3 separate regions of the Homo sapiens genome follow, and regions 2 and 3 are each linked to region 1. A link is a loop called in an ENCODE intact Hi-C map of the cell type or tissue named here. Cell type or tissue: PC-9. All regions are shown on one strand.

Region 1 (8,000 bases):
AGAGAACTCTTTCTATGGCCTCAGGGGAAAAAGGTGGAGAAGGTCAGAGTGTGATCTTTCTGCTTCTGCTGTCTTCTCAGTTTCCAAGGTGCCATATTTTGGGGTATGGTGTTGTGAGCCCCAACAGTAAGGAAGACTTTATTCAAAACTGCAATAGGAGAGAGAGATCAGGCTCAACAAAGATAGCTGGGGATTTATAGCCAAGGGGCAGAGTGAGGGGTCAGTGGATAGAAAAGTAAAAATAGGGGACATTTGGGGTAGGAGGGTTCTTGCTGAAGGCAGGCCAGAGTGGTCAGATATCAAGGGTGGAGAGATTCTTGCTAAACTGACTTAGTGTGATTCTTGCTACAACTAGGCTAGACAGGCCAAAGTCAGGATGGATGCCAAGTTCTTTGAAGCTTCACTGAAAAAGGGGCTCAGGGGAGCCTGACTAAAGTTTGGTCAAAGAGAGAGTCTTTGTCACATCGTCGTCTGTTTTAAATCTGACTCTTGAAACTGAACAGTGCAACACAGACAGAGTCTGACCAGTGCAGGATAGAGAACAGATATGTCCTTTCTGGAGATGTATGCTAAATTTCTCTAGCATGTTGACATCGGACTGCTGTGCAGCCATGAAGCCCCATTATGGATTGGCTCGTGTGATATTGTGAAAGTGAACTATATACTTGCTCTTCATCCCCATTTCCTGGCATAGAACTCCTAAAATTTTGGAATCTTCAAAGCAATAAGTATCTTTCTACGCTAATGAGATGACTGGTGGCTGGCAGCCCCTAGGGAGCTTCAGGATGGGGCCTAGTCACCAGAAAAACCAAGGCAGGATTAGAGGGTTCAGACTTTAGCCCCACCATTCAACTTCCAGGGTTTAGTCAATCATGCCTACATAATGAAACTTCCATAAAAGTCCAAAAGGACTGGGTTCAGAGAACTTCCAGATAGCTGAACATATGGAGGTTCCTGGATAATGGAACATCTAGAGAAGGTCTGGACGTTCCGTGAATCTTCCCACGTGCCTTGCCCCATGCATGTCTTCATCTGTGTCCTTTACAATAAATGAAAAAATGTTGAGTAAAGTGTTTTCCTGCGTTCTGGGAGCTACTTTAGCAAATTAATCAAATCCAAGGAGAGCATCGTAAGAGCCCCAACTTGAAGCCGGTCAGTCAGAAGGACAGGTCAAACAGTCTGGAGCGTGTGATTGGCATCACAAGTGGAGGACAGTCTTGTGGGACTGAGCGCTCAACTCTGAGTTCTGATGGTATCTCCAGGTAGACAGTGTTAGAGCCGAATTATAAGACACATAGCTGGCATTCACTGCAGAACTGATTGGTTGTTGGTGGGGAGAAATCCCTACATACTGGTCAGTGACCAGAGGTCACAGAAGTCTTCTGTGTTGATTGTTGGTGAGGGAGAGAAGAGAAAAAGCACTTGATTTTTATTCCTATATTCTCAGAGCTTGTAATTAAGATTGCAGACAGCTAAAACATCAGGTCCTTTCTCCTAAGAACGCTCTCTTTCCAATTTATCCATCATACAACCCAAGTTACTTTCCCCAGATAGACCTGAGCAACCACCAATTGCCTGCTAAATAAAATCCATCCATCTTAACAGAGCACATTAACCTATCACAACAAGTCCTATTAGTTTGAGCAAATTCTCCCAAATTTGAGAACATCAAGGTCTAACCCAAACCATCTCCCTGAAATAGTGACTTGGGGAGGAGTGGGACCTGAGATTGCTTAATGAGGGGTGGGGCTTCTACCTAAGACCCCAGCAACATCAGGGCATAGATCCCAAGAGCCGTGTCCTGGAGGGCTATTGAGGTCAACACCAGCAAAGCGAGTCTAGAGGTGACCAGGGGGACTGAACACAGAGGAGAAGATTGAACACCAGCTCCCAACTAAAGAGGTTTCACGGAATGGGTGAGGTGGGAGGGAGAGAAGCCAAGAGTATCTGTCAAAGCAGGCAGGGGGTAGGTCAGGGGCTTGGGACAAATTCTGGAGTTGGGATTTGGCTCCTACAATGGATTCCCTTCATTATTTAAGTATGACTCTGCATGCCAGGGACAGGCTCGATCACAGGTGCTACAAAAGTCCTGACAGAATGAGAAATTTTCAGTTTTTGAGACTGTAAGGCTGGGAATTTGACTTAGAACAGGAAGAGTAAGTAGGTTTTGTCTCCTGTGTCACCTCTGATAGATCACTGGTTGCTTGAATCACTAAGTTGAGAAGGATTCTGAAGATGCATGTAAACTCCATGGGAAAGTATGTCCAAATGGACCAGTGACATCCGTCAATAGTGTGGGGCAAAATGAGAGGTGGCCTGGGAGCCATGTATCGCTACCCCTGTCACGACGCTGCCACAGAAAAGTCCCTCCCCAAGGATCAGCTGGCATTTCTATACCTGCTGCCACATGCCCCTAGATTTCCAGTACCTTGCATATTCATCTCCAATGTAAGTTTTATTTCATATTCCTCAGTTATTCTCATGCTCTTATGCATATTTATTTCTTAGATAACTTGGTCCAAAACTACCCAGCTTTTTTTTTTGTTTGTGGCACTCTCAGAGTCTCAGTAAATTTTTCAGTGCCCCGTCCCTAAACCAAAAGAAACGCCTACCAGAGCTATTTGTTAATTAGGTCTAAGCAACTTGATAAATATTTATGACCTAACAACTTAGTCTGAAAAACTGTATATAAAAATTGAAATAAAATAATTTTATTTCATTCTTAAATAATTAAAGTTACCTATTAATGGGATGCATTTTCCTGTTGAACACTGCATAACTTCTGTCAAACTAAAAGGAAGACGCTGAGGCACAAAATATAATTTAAAGAGTTTACTTGAGTGAAAGTGAGGACAGCTGCCCCAGAGATTCAGACCCTAGGAACCTGGAATACAAGCTTCCTTTGGACTTTGTTAATAAGCAGGTTTTTAAAGGCAAAAAAAAAAAAAAAAAAAAAGGAACAGGGAGTAAGCTGATACAAAGTTATTTATCAGGAATTCTCATTAGTTTACAGAAATAACATTGATTAGTGATAGGCTATACATTGTTCAGCTATAGGGTATGGGTTGTATTGTCTGATGCAACATTATTAGGTTAATTTATAGATACTTGTAGCAATAGCAAGCAATTTCAAGAGATGAATATGTAGCTCAAAGGAGGCGATAGAATGTGATTGCTGTTTGATTTTAATGTCTCTCTGGGCTTGGTAATTTAAAAGGATTTGGATTCCTCAGATAAAAGTTCTTCTCGCCTCTTCTCTTCTCTTAGCTGCTGCTGCTTCTTATTCTTCTTCTTCTTCCTCTTCTTCTTCTTCTCCTTCTGCTTCTTTATCTTCTTCTTTCCTCTCTCTTTCTCTCTCTCTTTTTCTCTCTCTCTCATTTCTTTGTTTTGTTTTGAAACAGGGTCTTGCTCTGCTGAAATGCAGTGGCATGATTATAGCCCACTGCAGCCTCCAACTCCTGGGCTCAAGCCATCCTCCCACCTCAGCCTCCAGAGTAGCCGGGACTACCACTGTACACCACTACACTCAGCTAATTTTTATTTTTATTTTTGTAGAGACAAGGTCTTCCTCTGTGTTTCCCAGGCTGGTCCCAGATTCCCAGGTTCAAGCAATCTTCCTGCCACGATCTCCCAAAATGCTAGGATTACTGGAGTAAGCCTCCATGCCCAGCCTCTTTTCTCACTTCTCAAGCCTTGGAATTAGACTGGACACCACCACCCTCATTTCCTGTTTCATGTTTCTGCACGTAGTGCCACAGGATAGGCACAGTAGACCCAGCTTCACAAGTAATATGACATAATCAAAAGAAATGTTGAAATGTTGCACAATCTAATGGTGACGCTGTCAACTACCGTGAGCTAATAGTTTGTGTGGTACCTGAATGGGTGTCAGGTATCACTGTGCTTTCCTTACAATTCTAAAATATCCAGTGGCACCCCAGGGCACCTTGGTACACAGCCTGGAAACCATGGGCTTGGAAGGCACTTCATCCATTTCATATTAGTACCTGTTTTCTCTAAAAATAAAAAACCACTTTATATTTTCCTACTGGACATAGTCCCTCTATTAATGAAGCATCCTCCATGAGAAAAATACAAAAAGGCCATTAAAAGTTCAATGAAAGTTATGAAAAAAAGAAAAAAAAATGAACTCAGGAAGTCTTCGAAAATGAGACAAGGCACCATGATCTTACTAAATCATCCAACATATGTCAAAATGTGTAATAAAACACATTTTTCCTTTGAATGCTAGCCAACTTCTGTTGTTTGCTTTGATTGACAGCTTGGATAGACTGGAACAGCAGGGAGCTGGTGAAACTACACTCCCAGGACAAAACAGGTTTCTACATTTTGTTTTGTTTTGTTTTGTTTTGTTTTGAATTCTTTGAAAACCAAGGAAGAAAGGAGAGGGAGCAGGACAAAGAGAAGAAGGCAAGAAGAGATCATCGCTGTCCTCACTTACACAGCTATTTTTTCCATTCAATTATACATTCGGCAAATATTTATATTCTCTTGCCTAGAGGCAATCATATTTGCATCAAATACTTGAATGCAGGATGTTAAAGAAACAACAGGCTGGTCAGAGTCCGGGCTACAAAGGCTTACAAGATCCTTAGGCTTGCACTAAGCACCTTTCCTCTGCTGCCTTCTGCCCCCGCTTTGGTGAGGTGACATTGTCCAGGCCTGCTCAATTCTTTCCTTTGTTGCACCCTAAGCACCTTCGCACCCCAATCTCTAGGTCCAGCAGGACCAGAACAAGGGAAAACAAAGCCTCACCGCAGGACAGTGTAGTTCAGGGCATGCAGAGCTCTTAAATCTTCAGTCATTCAGAAAGAAGGGACTGTTGCTCTTCACCCAGGAAGAATCTTAATTATCCAAATGCATAGGGGCCCTCATGGGTGGTTCCTTAAAATCTATGTGAGTCATACAATCAAAAAAAAGAAAAAGCAGATCCTGAAATCCGTGAGTAATAGAGCACAGTTTCAGAAGCAGGGGTACATTTTTTTTGCATTTGCTTCCAGATTTCTGAACTTAGGTTTCACTCTATAGAAATCTGAGCTGGTGGTAAAAGGAGTAAAAATGAATGTGTTATGAGCCCCTTGGTTCATAATGGGCATTTTCTTGTTGCCTCGCCACGGAACAAGGAGCAGCAGTAAGATCTTGTTCTCATCTCACAAAGCAGCTGCGCTGACACTTCAAGCAGCTGGCTCTAATGTCAGCAACTGACGTTTACCGTTGATCATTTCACCAGCTAAGTTAAACACACCAGGCTTGCTCATAAGTGCTGGCCATGAAGAAAGTGCTCGGAAGGCAAACAGCCAGTGAAAAATCCAGCCCCTCAGCACACACAGGAGAAAGTTTCCCTTTTTATAAACTATCTAAAAAGGGGAAAAGGGAGAGGCATCATACTTTAAATTATGAATTAGCTATTTCATGCTGCAGCCAAAGCACTTCTCTGTTGGAGTGAGCATATCCCTGTAATGGCTTTTTAAAGGATGTTTGCAAAGTTAAAAGTCTACAATATGAAAGATTTAACTCATTTGCACCATCATTAAGGAATGAATTACAGTCATGACATTTAAGAGTTGACTGTGTTGTTGTTATATGACAAAGAAACATCCTTTGAGCATTTCCCCAGAGCCTAGGCAGGATCTGAATTTCAGGAACCAACAAGGACCAAGTAAGTGCAATTACTGAAGGTATATAAAATCAAAACACCTGCCCCAAAACTTTGGTTTGACTTTAGGAGCTGTAAATTTCCAAAGCCAAACTGAAAAAAAGAATTGCTAGCCCCAACCACATCATTAAATGAGCCTAGCAATGAGGCACTTGGAGGAATCACAACCGTAAACCAAAAGTATCTGCGACAGATCTCAAAGAACTTAGAGATTTTTTTGGCTAAGGTTAAGGATGCACCCATGATACAGCCTCCTGTGACCTCCTGACGCAGGAGGTCCTGATGTGCCCAAGGTGGTTGAGCCACAACTTGGTTTTATACATTTTAGGGAGACATAAGGCAAGACATCAATCATCCCATGTAAAATGTACATTCATTCAGTCTAGAAAGGTGGGACAACTGGAAGCACCTGGAGATGGGGTGGCTGCTTCCAGGTCATAGGAGGATTTAAAGATTTTCTGGGCAATTAGTTGAAAGAGTAATTATCAATAGAAAGGACGGAAGGAATGTCTGGGTTATGATAAGGGGTTGTGGACACCAAAGATTTATCATGCAGATGAAGCCTCCAGGTAGCAGGCTTCAGAGAGCTTGTAAATGTTTCTTATCAGACTTAAAGAGTCTGTTCTGTCAGTAATTCCAAAAAGGAAGAGGGTATAATGAGGCATGTCTGGCTCCCACTTTCCATAATGGCCTGAACTTGTTTTTTCAGGTTAACTTTGGGATGCCCTTGCCGAGAGGAGGAGTCCATTCAGAGGGTTGGAGGGCTTAGAATTTTATTTTTGGGTTACACAACTCTACCATGGGAGAAAATTTGGAGGTGGACCTCAGACATCCAATGGAATCTAGTTTAGACCTGGGTAAGAAAGATAGTTTAGGAACAAGGAAAATGGAAAAATATAGGTTCCATGGCTTCAAATTCCACCAAAGAAGAGAAACAAGAAAGGAATACATAGAACATTTATAATCTAAACCATACAGAACTCTGATAGTGTCTGAAACGTTGTGGAGGAAGTCAGGAACCCCAGGTGTTTCTTTCAGGGCCAAATAGATCGTGACCCTGAGCAACTGCCCAGCTACAGACTGGGAAAGAAAGGGATGAGTGGAATCCTTGGATCTGGGGTCTCAAGTGCAGATTCTGCTAACAATAGCAATGATAGCAACGTGCAAATTTTTTCCTCCCTTATGGCCTTTGGGCTTGCTCTTCCTTCTACCTATAACCTCCCTGATCCTCATGTGCTGGCTAACTCTCCCCATTCACAACCCTGCCCGTGTCATAAGACTTTCCCACCCATCAGTCACTCTCGGCCACATCACTCTGCTCAAATTCCTTCACAACTCTTACTACCACCTGAATTTACCGTATTTATTATCCGTGTATTTGTTAATGGTCTGTCTCCCTAGTGGGGTAAGTGTTTAACAACTGGCTGTGGGAGAAAAGGAATGTTAGTAAATATATGTAGCACACAACTTCCAAGTAATAATCAACTATACAATACCCTTTATTGTAAATTCCATGTGGTCAGTTGAATCTCACTGAATGCCTTTGTTGATTTTTGCCAAACTCTTGTGTCTGTGACTGCAACTGTGGCTGCCGTTCAACCATGATTTGACAAATGGAGCTGCATCCCTATCTGCTAACTCTTTTCTCCATAAAAGTATTGCCATTTGATCTGATGTCATCTGCTGTTAAACTATTTCCCACCCTTGTACGAATTCTAGTCCCTAAATTGAAACCTCTTTCAGCTTCAGCCATGTTGTTTTCAACAATGCTAGCTATCATTTTTGTATAGTTGTAAGGACTGGAACAGTGTTTAATAAGAGCTTGCAAAATTTTTGAAAATATAACAATCTGCTTTCATGGGTCAACATGAGCCCTGTGCCTCTCCAGCTTGGATGGTAGTAAGTTTTATGAGAGGACAAAGGGCACCTGGCACATATCAAATATATACTGACTCTTACTTCATAAAAAACATACTAACATCAGTTGGGTGTGGTGTTTCACGCCTGTAATCCCAGCACTTTGGGAGGCCGAGGCAGGCAGATCACTTGAGGTCAGGAGTTCCAAATCAGCCTGGCCAACATGGTGAAACCCCATCTCTACTAAAAATACAAAAATTAGCTGGGCGTGCTGGCGTGCACTTGTAATCCCAGCTACAGGGAGGCTGAGGCAGGAGAATCACTTGAACCAGGTGGCGGAAGTTGCAGTGAGCCTAGATTGCGCCACTGCCCTCCAGCCTGGGCAACAGAGCAAGACTCCATCTCAAATAAATAAATAAATAAATAAATAAAAATAAATAAAGCCCACTAATTTAAAAAAAATACT
Region 2 (8,000 bases), 62 kb before region 1:
GAGTAGTATTCCATGGTATATTTATACCACATTTTCTTTATCCACTTGTTGGTTAATTGGCACTTACGCTGGTTCCATATATTTGCAATTGCGAATTGTGTTGCTATAAACATGCAGGTGCATGTGTCTTTTTCATATAATAACTTATGTTCCTCTGGGTAGATATGCAGTAGTGGGATTGCTGGATCGAATGGTAGTTCTACTTTCAGTTCTTTAAGGAATCTCCACACCGGTTTCCATAGTGGTTGTACTAATTTACATTCCCACCAGCAGGGTAAAAGTGTTCCCTTTTCACCACATCCATGTCAACATCTATGGTTTTTTCACTTTTTAAATTATGGCCATTCTTGCAGGAGTAACATGGTATCTCATTGTGGTTTTAATTTGCATCTGCCTGATCATTACTGATGTTGAGCATTTATTCATATGTTTATTGACTGTGCATCTTCTTTTGAGAATTTTCTATTCATGTTCTTTTGCCCACTTTTAATGGGATTATTTGTGTTTTTTCTTGCTGATTTGTTTGAGTTCCTTGCAGATTCTGGATATTAGTCCTTTGTTGGATGCATAGTTTGTGAATATTTTCTCCTGGGGTGCATTTAATGAGACACATGAGGAAATAAATTATGTTTACATTAGGAAGAATGTATAACACACTGCAAACATGCTGAAAATATTCTGATTTCCCAATTCTATTTAAAAGTGTCCTGGCCTATGCCTAGTAGTGGCAAACAGGCAGAGCATGATAAAACTTATACTCTTCTTGCAGTTTTGCTTATCTTGAAGGTCAGTCACCACTTTGGACCTAGTGCCAATTTTCTCATTACAACATGAAAAGCAAATAACTCTGTTATTTCTCTCATACCCCAATGCCAGGATTATAACAGGGTAGTTTTGTTGTTGTTGTTGTTTTTGGTTTTTTGCCTTGTTCTTATGTCTTTAACATCCTAGGAAATACTTCAGTGAATCTTTTCACTTTATCAGATTGGCAAAGAATAAAAGCCTGACAATACTGAGTGTTGACAAGAATGCAGAACAATGAGAACATTCATACAATGCTGATGGGACTATATATTGGTTAATCCCCTTGGAAATCAACTTGTCAATGTTTAGAATAGTTGAAGATTCATATAACCTCAGACCTAGCAATGCTACTTCTGGGAATAAACTCTGAATGTTTCTATAAAAAACACTTATGAGAATGTTCCTTATGGCTTTATTGGTAATTGTAAAAACTGGAAATAGGATACATTTCCATTTAAAGTAGAATAGATAAATTGTAGTATATATTTGTTTCAGATCTTATATTTGTTTTAAGGGAATATGTACATACTTTTCTATATTTGAAACAAATATAGCAAAATGTTAAAATTTTATAAAGTTGGTCTGTGGATACATTGATGATGGCCATATATTCTCTATACTCCCCTGTTTTTGAAATGTTACGAAAAAAGCACTACTGCTATAAGTTGTTTATTTTCATTCAATAAATGAGTTGAGCATCTTCTACAAGTCAGGCATTATGCTAAGTGCTAGGAGTCCCTGTCTTCAGAAAACTTGGAATAATGTGGGGACTTTCTGAAACAATCCTCTCTGACCCCATGGCAATTAATTTGTACCTCTGTTATCATCTTCTGCCTTCTATTATGGCTTCAGGTTCATGACATTTTTCTCTCTATAGCAATGCTATCCCATACAACTTTCCACAGCAATCAAAATATTCTATAGCTCTGTTGTTCAATATGGTAGCCACCAGCCACCATTTAGCCATTGAATACTTGAAATGTGACTAATTTAACTGAGGAACTGGATTTTTAATTCTAATTAATTTTGTTTTAAATAGCCTCATGTCACTAGAAGCTACAGTATTGGACAGCACAGCTGCAGAGTGTCTGTTCTTTGAGGGTAAGGACTGTGTCTTTCTCATTTTTGTAGCCCTTGCCTGGAGTCCTAGTTACATTCTCAGAGAGTACCTAGCAAGATACTGTATCTCACAGAAGATTTTTTTTTTTTTTTTTTCAGACAGGATCTCACTCTGTCACCCAGGCTGGAGTGCACTGGTGTGATCCTAGCTCACCACAACCTCATACTCCCAGGCTCAAGCAATCCTCTTGCTTCAGCCTCCCCAGTGGCTGGGGGCTGGGACTAGAGGAATGCATCACCATGCCCAACTAATTAAAAAAAAATTTTTTTTTTTTGTAGAGACAGGATCTCACTATATTGCCCAGGCTGGTCTCGAACTTCTGAGCTTAACAGTCCTGCTGCCTCAGCCTCCCAAAGTGTTGGCATTACAGGTGTGAGTCACTGCACCTGGCTCACAGAAGACATTTGACAAATATCTGTTTAATTCTGGAATTAAATCCTTGTTGGTGTCATTGCCTACCATGTACTCCTGGGAAATTCACTTAATCCTTGTTTATTCATTTATCAAATATGTACTGTACACCAGTTCTGTGATGAGCCAAGGGAATACAAAAATAAATAAAATATAGACACTGTCCTTGAGGAATTCATGATCTTGTCTGAGCAATAGTTGTCTTAGAAATAAAACAAGAAGGTTAATCCTGAAGATTTCTAAGATATCTTCCAGCCTTAACGTTCTATGAATATATTCATTGAATTGTTCATTTGTGCCTAAGATCACTTTGAAAGTTTATGAAAATTGACAATAAATCAATAAAATAAAGGTATTTAAACTTGTCAACAGCCCTTTGGTCCCATTCATTCATTTAACAAATATTTACAAAACACTTGCTATGGATGTTTTGATTGCCTCCTCTTTGGTGAGAGCAATTTTCACTCCAGGATCATGGGGATAGCTGAACACACAACAGCTCACTACTAGACAGTTGAGATTGATAGTAGTTTGTTAGTCACATGAAGTCACAGCCCGGGGGAGGAAGATACCCCATGCCATGCAGAGCCACACAGGGTTGCACTCAGGGCCAGAGTGAAGAGCCAAGTGCCATGGAGGCAGGATTTGTAGTATCAAGGGGGTGAGGTGGCCTAGTTCCTGTGGGAGGAAGTGATTGACTTGTTTGAATAATTCCCTAAGCAGGCAGAGAACCCACTAGTACGGGATAAACAGGAACTCTGTCTGGTTCATTTGATAAGGAGGGCTATTTGGCTAGGGGACCTTGTTCATGGGAGCAGAACAGGCGAGAAGAAACTTGCAGTTAGGCCATTTGATACCCTCCTGATTTTACCATATATGTCAAGGCAACATGTAAAATTGAGGCTTAATAGGCAACACATAAAATTGAGCCTTAATTCTAGGATTTCCATCACAATGGGTCAGACATTATGCCAGGCACCCTCATGGGCAAGACAAGAACAAGTGAGTCCTGCCCTCATGGGTCTTACAGTTTAACTTTTAGGGGCATATTGGTGGAATCAGTGGATTATACTGTAGTTTACAACTGGAACTTTTGTTGCCACCTCTCTAACTCTGCCATGGGTCCCAGGGCCCAAGAGCATGGAGAATGGATGATGGCGTCTTTTGGCCACTAGAGGGCATTTCCTGCTTTCTGCATAGGCCCCTGGGTTCCTTGGGTTTTTGCTAAAATTGCGAGTTCAGTGTGCTGGTTGATTCTTAACTCTGGTACGCATCAGAACCAGTTGGGAAAATTTTAAAACAGAGCTTCACCTCCAGAGATTCTATTCGGTAGGAATAGGGTTGAGCTTGGGCCTCTGTGATTTGCCATTTCCCATGTGATTCTGATGGGTAAGCAGAGCTGAACAGTGAAACCTTTCGATAAGATAAGACTACATTCCAATTTACAGGGATTCTCATTTTAGCGTAAGAAATAAAATAAGGATTCCTCACATGTTTACCTATTCAATTAGCCCATCACGGCATAAACAACCATCCTTTTTTTTTCTTACAAAGCATGTCTGAAGGCCAGAACAACTATCCCTTTTGAGTTAAATTTTAAAGTAAAATTTGATCATTCTTGGGTTCAGGATTTTATTTTATTGATTTTTTTTCAATGTTCAATTTCTTCTTAATTTTGTCTAGATTCTCTGTTCTCCAAATGTAAAATCAAGAATGAGAACGCTGGCAGAAGTAAGGAAAGATGAGACCTGTTTTGAAAACGAAGTTTTAGAGGAACTATGTGAACAGATTGTGTTCTTCAGGGGCCTGGCACATGATGACATCTAACACCCATGGCCAACAGCATTCATAATCACCAATACGCAGCATCATACTCTGTCTACTGGCAATTCCCAGAGATCCAAGAAATATGTAAAACACTGGCTAGAAAGTGTTCTTGTGGCACGAGGCGGTGCTCATCAGGTGGCTTTAGGGTGCACTGGTCACCTGTTACGTGCAGGTCTCCTGGAGGACCTGAGTCCCTGCCCCAGCTCAGCCCACACCACCTCTGTCACCCTGAGACTTATAACCAGGCCAGGCGCGATGGCTCATGCCTATAATCTCAGCACGATGGGAGGCCGAGGCGAGTGGATCACTTGAGGTCAGGAGTTCAAGACCAGCCTAGCCAACATCTCTACTAAAAATATACAAAAATTAGCTGGGCGTGGTGGTACACGACTGTAGTCCCAGCTACTTGGGAGACTGAGGCAGGCGAATTGCTTGAACCCGGGAGGTGGAGGTTGCAGTGAGCTGAGATCGCGCCACTGCACTCCAGTCTGAGTGACGGAGCAAGACCCCAGCTCAAAAAAAAAAAAAAGGCCATTGAGTCCCTGTCTCTTCAGTAGTACTCTCCTTAAGGTCATTGGGAGGATTAAATGAGATAGTGTAATGTACATTAAAGTCATTTATAAATATTTCTAAATGATTTATAAATTATTTCTAAAACCAAAATAGCCCAGACCTCACCAGACGCAGCCTGTGAGTGGCAACAAGTCACACTGACATTCGTGCTGAATTATAATGATGGGCTACTTAAGAAGGAATGCTTGTGGCTGCCCTGAGTCTAAATACAAAAGCCGCCTTGCCTTTGGAAGCAAGGTAGAGGTGGGAAGACTGGCCCTATCACCACCCAATGCTGCGCATGTCGTCTAGATTCCCAAAGCTGCAAGCTTGCAAACTAGGTGCTTTGGTTTGGGCTCTGGAGAAACCCCTCCAGCCAGTGTGAACCTGTATGAGTGTTGGGGGGTGGGGAGGGGGAGCAAAATAGATGGGACTTTATGCCTTCCCCTTCTATTTTCTTTATCCGCCCTCCACCATCTCTCTCCCAGGCCAGACACAAAATTCTTCTCTTCTTCTGCTCAAAAACCGAACTCTCCCAAGCATTCACTTCTGCAAGCAGTTACCTGAAGGAGTCACCATCTATAAACAGCTCCTGTCTGAATGGCATTGAGGCACAATAGGGCACCCTGCCACAGAGATATACAGGGTTATCATGCCCACCTCCTGACTCACTCCTTTCTCATTTGATCCTGAGAAACAGGAAGTAAAAGGCCACAATAATTGGAAATGACCTGACTTCCCATCCATTTAACACTGAGTCACCGAGTCCTTAGGTGCTCTCCTCAGTTAAAGTTTTACCATGATGACTTTTGCTGTTGTTGCTGCTTCATTTTGATTGGTGAATGAAATGGCTCCCCCAAAACCTTAAGTAAGTTCTTGAGTGATGTGTGTATGGTTGCTTGTTTTAAAATCAGTGTTATTATTTGATTATAAATTCTTCTATGAAAGAAGTTGAAAGGAAGACTCCAGGCAAGAGACCCACGGAGTTATTTAAGGATTATAGACTTATTTTCAAGGCAGTTATGCTAAATTATGGATGATGCACTCCCTGGAAGACAATGTGAGCCTCTCTAGAAAAGGCAAGTGTTTCTCTTTTAGGTAAGTTGACAATTTATGTCTGCCCTCCGGTGACTTTAAAATCACACAAAAGACTATTCTATTTATTAATTGTCAAGAATTTTTTTAAAGCTCCCAGGGCTAAATTATATATGTCCCCTTCCAACCAGGATAATTAAATAATAGAATACAGTATATCGGGTCCTGGTGGGGTGGACAGCAGAGCTGCCGACCAAACACGCTGGGACCTCACTTGGCCTGAGAACTATCCGAGAGCACTTTTTTTTTTCTTTTAAAACCCAGTTTAGGAGGCTCATTTACGAGCCTATGCAAATCAGACATTCCTCAGTGTTTGCTTCTGAATTATTCATTTGTATCCCTCATCCTACTACTCAGGAAACAGAACAAGAATTTACCAAATAATAACTTGAATGAAGTTGTCTGTCCCAATGCCCAAGACATCGCACAAAATTTGAAGTTTTCTCCAGGGGCATGGGTGTGTCAGGGTGTGAACTTATAAATGATTCTCTCTTGCACAAAACATGTAATTAGAAATTCCATATCAGATATGCCTACTTCAGATGGTGCAACCAAAAAGAATCATAATGACATTTGTATTAAAATGTAACAAATAATCTATTATGAATCTTGCTTCTCTTTTTCATAATTGCCCACCATTTACAAAATGCGTGTCTAGGCAAATCAAGCTCCTCAACAGAGTATTAAAAAGTATAGGCTTTACTTGTTTTATAAAGCCAAGCCATAACTGTAACAGCTAGTAATAACAGCTGCCATTTTATAGAACACTGGCTTACTATTCACAGGGCACCGTCCTTGCATTTTACACTCACGATCTCATTTAACCTCCTGCCAACCCTCGAAGTAGGTACTGTTATTTTGTCTGTTTTACAGATGGGGAAACCAAGGCTCAGAAAGGTCAAGCAACCTGCTCAGGTTGACCAATAGTAAAGTCTGGATAGGGCACTTACATAGAGTTGCGTAAGTCACTCACTGCCCCAAAGGCACTGGCAGCCAAAGGAATAAATAGAGGCCAAAATCCAGCCTGTGTTTCACTTGCCCAGCCACATGCTGGCAGGGCTGCACCCACTAGAGGGGACACCTTCCTCTAACATGAACAAAGGCACTAAATGGGCTAGCAGCAGCCGTGGGGCTGGAACCCGGCATCAAACCCACTGAGCTGATTCCACAGCCCCTGTGCTTCACACTAGACTGACTACCTTGCCACATACATTTTCCTACCTCAGAGGGGCCCATAAAGGTCACACACTATTCCATTATTTTCTACTGGCTGGGCTTGGGGATGGGCATAGGAGGAGGTTGAGTTTATCCCCAAAAGGAAGGGGATAGATACCCTGTAACTCTGGAGTAGCCTGGTTTTCTGTTTTAGTGTGAAGGGTAGTGACTGGGAGCAGCAGCAGAGCATTGTCCCATAAACTGCCGGTGACCTGACCCTTGGGAGGTTTTCCTGGCCTGCTTTATGGAGCTCACCCAACTGTGAGAGTCAAAGTGGTGCTGATGAGTGGCTGCAGAGGCGCTGATGAGAGAAAACACTCCAATACAAAAAGCCAACAGACAGGAATCCTCACGCTGGCTCCACCACTCACTGTCATTTGACCTTTGATTGGTCACTTAGCCTCAGTGACTTCTATTTTCCATCTGAAAATGCAGACAATGATAACAGATGCCCCTAAAGTCTTCAAGGGAACAGTGCTCAGAAGTAACCCTAGGAAACATTTTGAAGCAGGCATTTATCTTTGGTGCTTATGTCACCTGTCCATCTCTTTCTGCTTCATTTCTTCCCATCCCACCCCCACCCAGCATTCCCCTCTTCCCTAATCTTCCTATGCGGAGAGAGGAGTCAGCCGATAAAACCAATTAGCAATATAGATGTTAGGGATTAAAAGTATTCACTTTCCCAAAGCCATCTTTATCCCAAAGAGAAGGCAAGGAAGGCTTTGCCCAAAGATCCAATGGCAGTTGGGTGAATTTTTGTGGCAGATGCGGGTTTTGTTTCTTTCTGGAGCCTGTAAATTACATAAAGTAAGCAACGAAGGATTGGGCTGTCCTGGGACAACTTTGTAAATTAGTTTTTTAAAAAAGAAAATCACACATATATATATATCAGCTTGGTAGAATATTGCATAATTATTATAAATGGTCATTTACAAAGATTATGAGGCAACAGCAGGGACAACTCCCAAGTATAATA
Region 3 (8,000 bases), 66 kb after region 1:
GACTGGAATGACATGTTTTCAGACTTTTCAGACTGCTTTGAGGAATTGAGGTTGAGCTACAGAGCTGATAAAAATTCCTTGGAAAAACTGGCCACCTTGTTTTTACAAGGTTCCCAACCTGTGGTAAGTAAAAATGTCCCTTTCTGATAGGCCTAGGAATCCCAAGTTATTTTGGTACCTCTAGAAATGAGGAATTCATTCAATTCATACAGGTATCTGCAGGCACAAATAAATCTTTGGCTGGGCTCAAGATGCTTTTAAAAGGTCTAATCTGAGATTCCTTATTAAAAAAACATCCAGCAAAGCCAATTTTTTAAAAAGGCCTATATAGCAAATAATTATTCATGTTATGTTTCATGCAAACAATTAGGCCTAGTATAAATAAAACCAAAGCTTATTTTGCAAATAAATTGGTCCTGCTATGATTTGTCTTTGGTAAAAATGGGGGAAAACTGGAGAGGGAAAAATTATGTTTCAAAAAAAACCTATAGCATGCCTGTTATTAGATTCTAGCCTTGGCTGGGCACAGTGGCTCACACCTGTAATCCCAACATTTTGAGAGGCCGAGGCAGGAGGATGAATCACTTGAGCCCAGAAGTTCGAGACCAGCCTGGGCAACATAGGGAGACCCCATCTCTACAAAAAATTATTTAAAAATTAGCTGGGTGTGGTGGTGCACACCTGTAGTCCCAGCTACTTGGAAGGCTGAGATGGCAGGATCACTTTAGCCCTAGAGGTCGAGGCTTCAGTGAGCTCTGATCATGCCACTGCACTCCAGCCTGGGCAACAGAGTGAGACACTGTCTCAAAAAAAAAAAAAAAAAAAAAAAAGAAAGAAAGAAAAGAAAAGAAAAAAATTCTAGCCTTGTCCATTGTTTGTGAGCCTATACTAATGACTCACATCTGATTGGTTCTTGGGGATATTTACCTGAATCCCTCAAGGCTTCAGATCAGTTCTGCAAGGACTCCTGAAGCTAAGACTTTCACACCTTGCATTAGGTCTCTTGTAGTTTACTGTTCTCTTAAGTGCTATACTAACGATGTGGATAAGAATACTAACGTTTTTGTTATACCAACATTGGGGACCCAACAAGGCACCTGGGAATACATACAGACAACTGCAAAATGGTTTCACTCCTCTTACCTTGGGGGCAACCCTTGCCCCAACTATACCCCCTGTCAACAGGAAGAGCAGTTGTCAGCCTTTTCCCATCTCCCCAGCTCACACCTCAGGATTGAGGTGTGCTGAAGCACAAGGGAGGGAACTGAAACCACCTTTGCAAAGATTATGACAGCAAGAAAAGTCTAACTTGACTGACTCCATCTTGCTTCTAGTCTCACAGGCTGGCTGTCTTTGCTAATTCCTGGGGGCACAAAGAGCTAACCATGGGAGGGATTTAGTTTATAGTTTCACTTGGAAGCAAGGATGATAACAGTCCCTCCCTAAAACTAATCTCCTCCTTGCTTAGAGAGTGAAAACTAATGAAAGGCCACAAGATTAGGGTTATTGGAGGGACCTGAATTCTGCTAAAGTATAGGTATACTTTTATAATCCCTTACTGCTCAGGAGTCATGTGGCCAGAGGTCACAAGATTTGTGACTTCCCCAATTGCTCTTATAGATAACATCACTACTGTAGAACTTAAGATTGGTCTCTTGAGATGTTTTTCAGATTTTTGTATTCTGGCCATCAACTGATCCTACCTGGACTCATGACTCATGACTCAACTGGTCCTGTGGCCCCCACCCAGAGGCAGACTCAGCTCACTGGGACAGTTTTCCACACCCCTATGATTTTTTTCCCAACTAATCAGCAGTACCCATTACCTAGTCCCCGCCCACCAAACTATCTTTAAAAATCCTAACGTCTGAGTTCTCAGAAAGACTGATTTGAGTGGTAACTCCAGTCTTTCTGCTCTGCTGCCTTGTCACTTCTTTATTGTAATTTAAAAAAAAAAAACAAAAAACAAGGTGAAGGAGCCAGGCATGGTGTCTCATGCCTATCATTCCTGTATTTTGGGAGGCTGAGCTGGGCGGATGACTTGAAGCCAAGAGTTTGAGACCATCCTGTGCAACGAAGTGAGGCCCCATATCTACAAAAAATAAATTATCTGGGTGTTGTGGCATGTGTCTGTAGTCCCAACTGCTCAGAAGGCTGAGATGGGAGGATTGCTTAAGCCCAGAAGTTCAAGGCTTCAGTGAGCTATGATTATACCACTGCACTCCAGCCTGGGCAACAGAGCAAGAAACTGTCTAAAAAGAAAAAAAGTAAGTACGTTCTGATAGTATGTCTCATAATATCCTGTAATTTTCTTTCTGTAATAGGCATCAAAATGGCAACTGAGTGACTGCTTATCTCTGTATCATCTTTCCCAATACAATATGAACTCTATCAAAGTGAGGACTATGTTTCTCTTTTACACCATGGTATTCATAGTGCTTAGCATATTATTAGATGTTCATTAAATAATTATCAACAGAAGGAATGAATGAACCAATTAATCATGAGTCATGAGGAGACAAAAGAATTTGTTTGGCTATTGTCTGAGTATATTTATAATTTGACTTTCCAGAGGTCATTGTTGAATAGATATGATGTATGCTGTTTTCAAAAGGGTCATTGAAAAGTAAATGATTAGATGAACTTACAAATTATTAACTATCTTCAAACAGTCTCTTTGTCACTCTGCTATATATACATTTTTCCCTTCTTCCCACACTCCCCCTGCCTTTCTTTCTGCTACAGGTACAGGGTATTAACAAAGATGGCAGATTCTTTCTCAAATATACAGTTTTTAAAAAAAAAAAAATCCAGAAATGGTTTTCTCGACATTTGAAACAAAGCTAGAAAAGAAATAAATTTCAGTAAGTATATTGTTTCCTAAGAGACAAGAGTATGACTTTCATCTGCTGTTATGTCAGATTGTTTGATATCACACAATCCAGATTAAATGCAGCTAAATAGGACTGTCTTTGCTTTGGAAATCGGCCTTATTAGAGCCAAGAAGCTTTCTTGCAAATCTATAATATAAACAAAGTATAGTAGGAGAAGTAAGCATTATTTTGCACTCAAAGACCATGAGTTTAAGAGAAAAAGTCACTATTGTAACAATTGCTTTGTAATTGTAAATTATCACAAATTTATGGTTGATAAAGGTCTATTCCACTATTGCAAATATGTTGGAAGGAGCTGGGATGTGGAAATAAATAAGATAAATATAAACATATACTATCTGTTGTATCCCTTTCTGTCTTGTTCATCTTCACTAGATGGTAATAATAATAAAAATGAATTCAGCTTGGGACTTATAAAGCATTTATAACAGGCCAGACACTGTTTGTTCTAAACTCTTTGTATATGTTAACTCATTTAATATATGCAACCCTGTAAGGTCACTATAATCCTCTAAGATCAATACCATGAGTTAGCCCAGTTTACAGAAAAGGACATGAATGCACCAAGAGGTGCAGTGACTTGCTCAGGGCACACAGTAAGCGACAGAGCTGGGGTTTAAGCTAAGATGGTGTGGTTCCACAGACCTTACTTTTAATAATTTACTATTTTAGTTATTACATATAATCTCTTGATGCTATATTCTTCCTAGAATAACACTTATAAATCAGCAAGCATGCACTGAGCTCTGACCTAGATGCCATGGGGGAAACAAAAAATGACACCATTTGATGCTTCACTCACTCTATTTGGGGTGTCTTCCTGAACTGAAATTAATTTCAAACGTTTAGATTTTTCCTGACATTGTTTCTCAGCTGATGTGTTAGGGCATACTGGAGTGTCAAACTTTGATCTGATTACATTTTAATTTTGCTTCACCAACAGTAGATAGAATGTGAAGCTAAGAAGGTCATGCTGTGCAGTACAGAATGTGGTACAAACCACTAGGGGATAAGACACAAGAAGCAGAAAGTAATATTATGCCAGCTCCCCAAGAAAGATCACAGGTTTCTTTGAACATGTGAAATTCTTTAGTGGAGATTTTTGGCTCTTGTAGAATGTAAGCTACCTAAGGGCAGAGATTTGTTCTGTCTTGTTTACAGTCGTATTCCCTAGGAGCAAGTGCAGTGCCTGACACAGAGTAAACAATAAATAATTGATAAGGAAATGAATGAATAATTAAAAATCAGAGAGTGGGGCAAAGCAGAAATAGGTTTACTCTCACAGTGACATAGTGCCAACAAGGGACAATAGTGTGATAACGGTGCATGATTTTATAGTCATTGCTGTGTATTTTTATATTCTTCCTATGGTACGCTTTTTGATTATGTAGATAGCATTTTTTTAGTCCTTTTCTTTCTTTGTGCCATGAAAAATTCTAGGATTCAGAAATTTATCACGAACACAAATGTGTATACAAATCCTTTCTAAATCTCTCAAAGGAATACTAATGCATTTACAGTTGCACATCCAAAATAAAAGAACTACTCTGTTTGGTTTTTGATAGACAACTTGCATAACAAACAGAAAACACAGCCACAATTTCTAGAGAAATGCTTATTAAAAAGACATACAGTTCTAAAAAACAAAGTCTACTAATAAAAAAATAAAGGAACAATTTTTAAAAGATGCACAGCCAAGACTACAGAGTCCTTGTTTTAAACAGAGAATGCTTGAGTTGAGACATATTCTTTCAATCTCTGAGTCCCACTGTTTAGACATCACCCGTGGTAGTTTAGGGAAAGGATCATCTTGGACCTTAACAAAAACCATCCAGCTTTTCACTAACAATTTTCTTATCTCTAGCTATAAATAGCAATCTTTCCTTTCTGAAGAATTGCAAGGTCACTTTCCTTTTTTATCAAAAACAAACAAATCCGGTTTTGCTGGGGGTACTGATCTGAGTTGGGGGAGCTACTTTGAAGGAGGTAGGTTTAGTACTGGGGGAGGTACCAGGAGATCCCAGCTTAAGATAAATGCCCAAACTCCCTCAGATACATGAGAAGCAGCAGACAATAGAAAGAATCATTGAGCAGCATTAGTATAAGGCATTATATTCTACTTGTGAAATTTCAAGAAAATGTGTCTTTAAGGCCTAGGCAGGCAGATCACTTGAGGCCAGAAGTTCGAGACCAGCCTGGGCAACATGGTGAGACTCTGTATCTACAAAAAATACACAAAAAAATAGCCATGCGTGGTGGTACACACCTGTAGTCCCAGCTACCCGGGAGGCTCAGGTGGGAGGATTACTTAAGCCTGGGAGGTTAAGGCTACAGTGAGCTGTGATCACGTCACTGCACTCCAGCCTGGGCAACAGAGCCAGACCCTGTCTCAAAAACAAACAAACAAACAAAAAACAAAATAATGTAAAATAAGTTTTACCTTATTGGGCGAGTTATTTCTGAGCGACCATTTGATGCTTCACTCACACTATTTGGGGTGACTTCCTGAACTGAAATTAATTTCAAATGTTTAGATTTTTCCTGACATTGTTTCTCAGCTGATGTGTTAGCTTTATATACACACACACACACACACACACACACACACACACGTACTCAGCACATCTTCAAATTACTTCTGTAGCACAAAAACACACAAATTGACCAATGGAACAGAAATAAGCCAGTCACAAAAAGACAAATATTGCATGATTCCACTTATATTAGGAATCTAAACTAGTCAGACTTTTAGAAAGAATGTTGGTAGCCAGGAGCAGGAGAGAGAGAGAAAAGGTGGGTTGTTGTTCAGTGGGTATAGAGTTTCAGTTTTGCAAGGTTTGAAAAAGTTCTAGAGCTCTATTGCACAACAGTGTGCATAGAGTTAACACAACTGCACTGTACACTTAGAAACAGTTAAGATGGTAATTTTATATGTTTTATAGCACAATAATTTAAAAAATATAGGAAGGACATGGTCTCAGAATAAAGGGCCATCTTTTATCATAAAGAAAAATTTGCAACCCAATTCCAACATGTTAAGGTGTTCTCTTCTTGTTGTTTCATTGAGAACTGCTAAAAGTCTCAGTGCCCTTCTCATTTGGATGGTGGTCCTACTCAAACGTTTGGAGACCAAAGCCCCATTTGGTAATAAGAAGGATGTGTTGCCTGGCCTGGTGCTCTGGGCATATACACTTCAGGAGAACCTTTCGTAGGTAGGGGTTAAGGATTGGAATCTGTCCTGACAGAACAATGTCTTCACACAATTAACACATAGTTCACATACTAGATGAAAACAAATTCCAAGTGGACTACAAATATAAATCTGGGGGAGGGAGAGAGGGATGAATAGGTGGAGCACAGGGGATCACTAGGGCCATGAAATTATTCTGTATGATACTGTAATGTTGGATACATGCCATTATACATTTGTAAAAACTCATAGCATATGCAATATAAACTATAGATTTAGTTAATAATAATGTGTCAATATTGGCTCATCAATTTTAACAGATGTGACACGCTAACGCCAAGATGTTAATAATAAGGGAAACTGTGTATGTGGGTAGGGCAGGAAAAGGGTATATGGGAACCCTATACTTTCTGTTCAATTTTTCTGCAAATCTCAAACTGCTCTAAAAAAATTAATTTTAAAAAATGAGATGAAAGAAGAAAAATGAAAAAATAAAAATACCAAAGAAATAAAAATAGAAGAAAATATAAATTAATTTATAATTTAAGAATAAACTTTCTAAGAATATATCAAAAAACTATGAATCCAGAAGGAAAAGACTAATACACAACCAGAAAAATGAGCAAAAGCTATTAATAGACTATTTTTTAAAAGAAGAACAATAAATGTTCAATAAGACTATGAGAGAAATGTTCAGTCACATTAATACTAAAACTTAAAATTATGAGATTTCATTTTTATCTATGAAATTGGCAAACATTTTTAAAAGAGATAATAGTAATCATGAGGAGCCAAACAGGCATTTTCACATATCACCAGTGAGGACTGTAAATTGGAATGACCTTTGGTCAGAAAAAATTTTTCAAAACTTGGAAAGCAAAATATGATTGCATAATTTGTTTTCATGTTAGGCATTGCCTAACCAGTCCATCTAAGGTGAATTGAATCCTGACTCGTTATTACAGATTTGCACATTTTACAACTGTAAATTCAAATGTTAGTTTGTAGAAAATTGGTGAGATGCTATATTTTTGTCCAATGGAGATATAATTTCTGTCCTGCACAGATGAAAATAATTTTGCTCTGTAAAGATAGCACCAAACATTATGGTTTATCACCCTGTAAGACATTAATCAGATTTATATCTAATTTAGCAATAATGTAGAATGATTTTAGTATTCTTTTTTATATATTTATGTATATATATAGGATGTATATTTACATATGTATATTATATATAGTATGTATATACATAATATAAATACAATATGTATATAGGTATGTGTACACATAATACATATACTATATGTATATATGTACATAATATACATAAGTATATACATCATATACATATATGATGTCTATATGTATAGACATCATATACATTATGGGATGTACATACATATATACATAACATATACATATATTATGTATATATTATTATAGATATATGTACATATATACATACATATATGTATGTAGTAAATGTATATATAGATACATATGTGTATACATATATAGATGTATGTACATATATCTATGTATATACTTATAGATGTATGTACATAATATCTATATATATACTTACAGATATATTTATATAATATCTATATACTTACATATATGTACTATGTATATTTAGATATATACACATATTTATACATATATGCATATACACATATACATATATATGTATGTACATATATAAATAGATATACATAATATATGTATATACACATATAGATATATATGTACACATATAGATATACGTGTGTGTGTGTGTGTATACACACATATTTTCTCATGTCTTTCTTTGAACTGGCTTTGTTATCCTGCTGGTTTCCTCATTAATAAGTTAAAATTAAAACTTGAACTGTGCTTACTCTATATTTGTATGAGAATACTTTTTAACATTT

Evidence for each region. A loop is a pair of places that touch in the nucleus more often than their neighbours do. Peaks named below come from ENCODE experiments on the same cell type or tissue, not always from the same donor. Only the 100,000 strongest peaks of a DNase experiment are listed, where the experiment ranks them.
Region 2: a loop joins it to region 1, with 2.7 times the contacts of the local background. A loop is called at or near these places in 2 of 110 quality-filtered maps.
Region 3: it touches region 1 in a loop (3.0-fold over the local background); 4 of 110 quality-filtered maps call a loop at or near these places.

The regions. Positions count from the first base shown.
Region 1 is chr12:69,004,513-69,012,512 of GRCh38, reverse strand. TODL (transcript overexpressed in dedifferentiated liposarcoma) reads right to left here and starts at 4,854. Exons shown (of 3, transcript XR_001749099.2): 1 at 4,777-4,854. RefSeq lists an enhancer at 4,377-5,070. In PC-9, no CTCF peak of the experiment used is centred here; DNase peaks (open chromatin) are centred at 3,812, 4,312 and 4,942; H3K4me3 peaks cover 1,078 bases; H3K27ac peaks cover 2,367 bases.
Region 2 is chr12:69,066,026-69,074,025 of GRCh38, reverse strand. No RefSeq gene overlaps it. Among named protein-coding and RNA genes, the nearest start is that of TODL, 62 kb to the right of the region's middle. RefSeq lists an enhancer at 4,964-6,163. In PC-9, a CTCF peak has its summit at 3,543 (motif pointing right); a DNase peak (open chromatin) is centred at 5,385.
Region 3 is chr12:68,938,677-68,946,676 of GRCh38, reverse strand. It overlaps a transcript of CPM not described here. Among named protein-coding and RNA genes, the nearest start is that of CPM, 9.5 kb to the right of the region's middle. In PC-9, no CTCF peak of the experiment used is centred here; no DNase peak of the experiment used is centred here.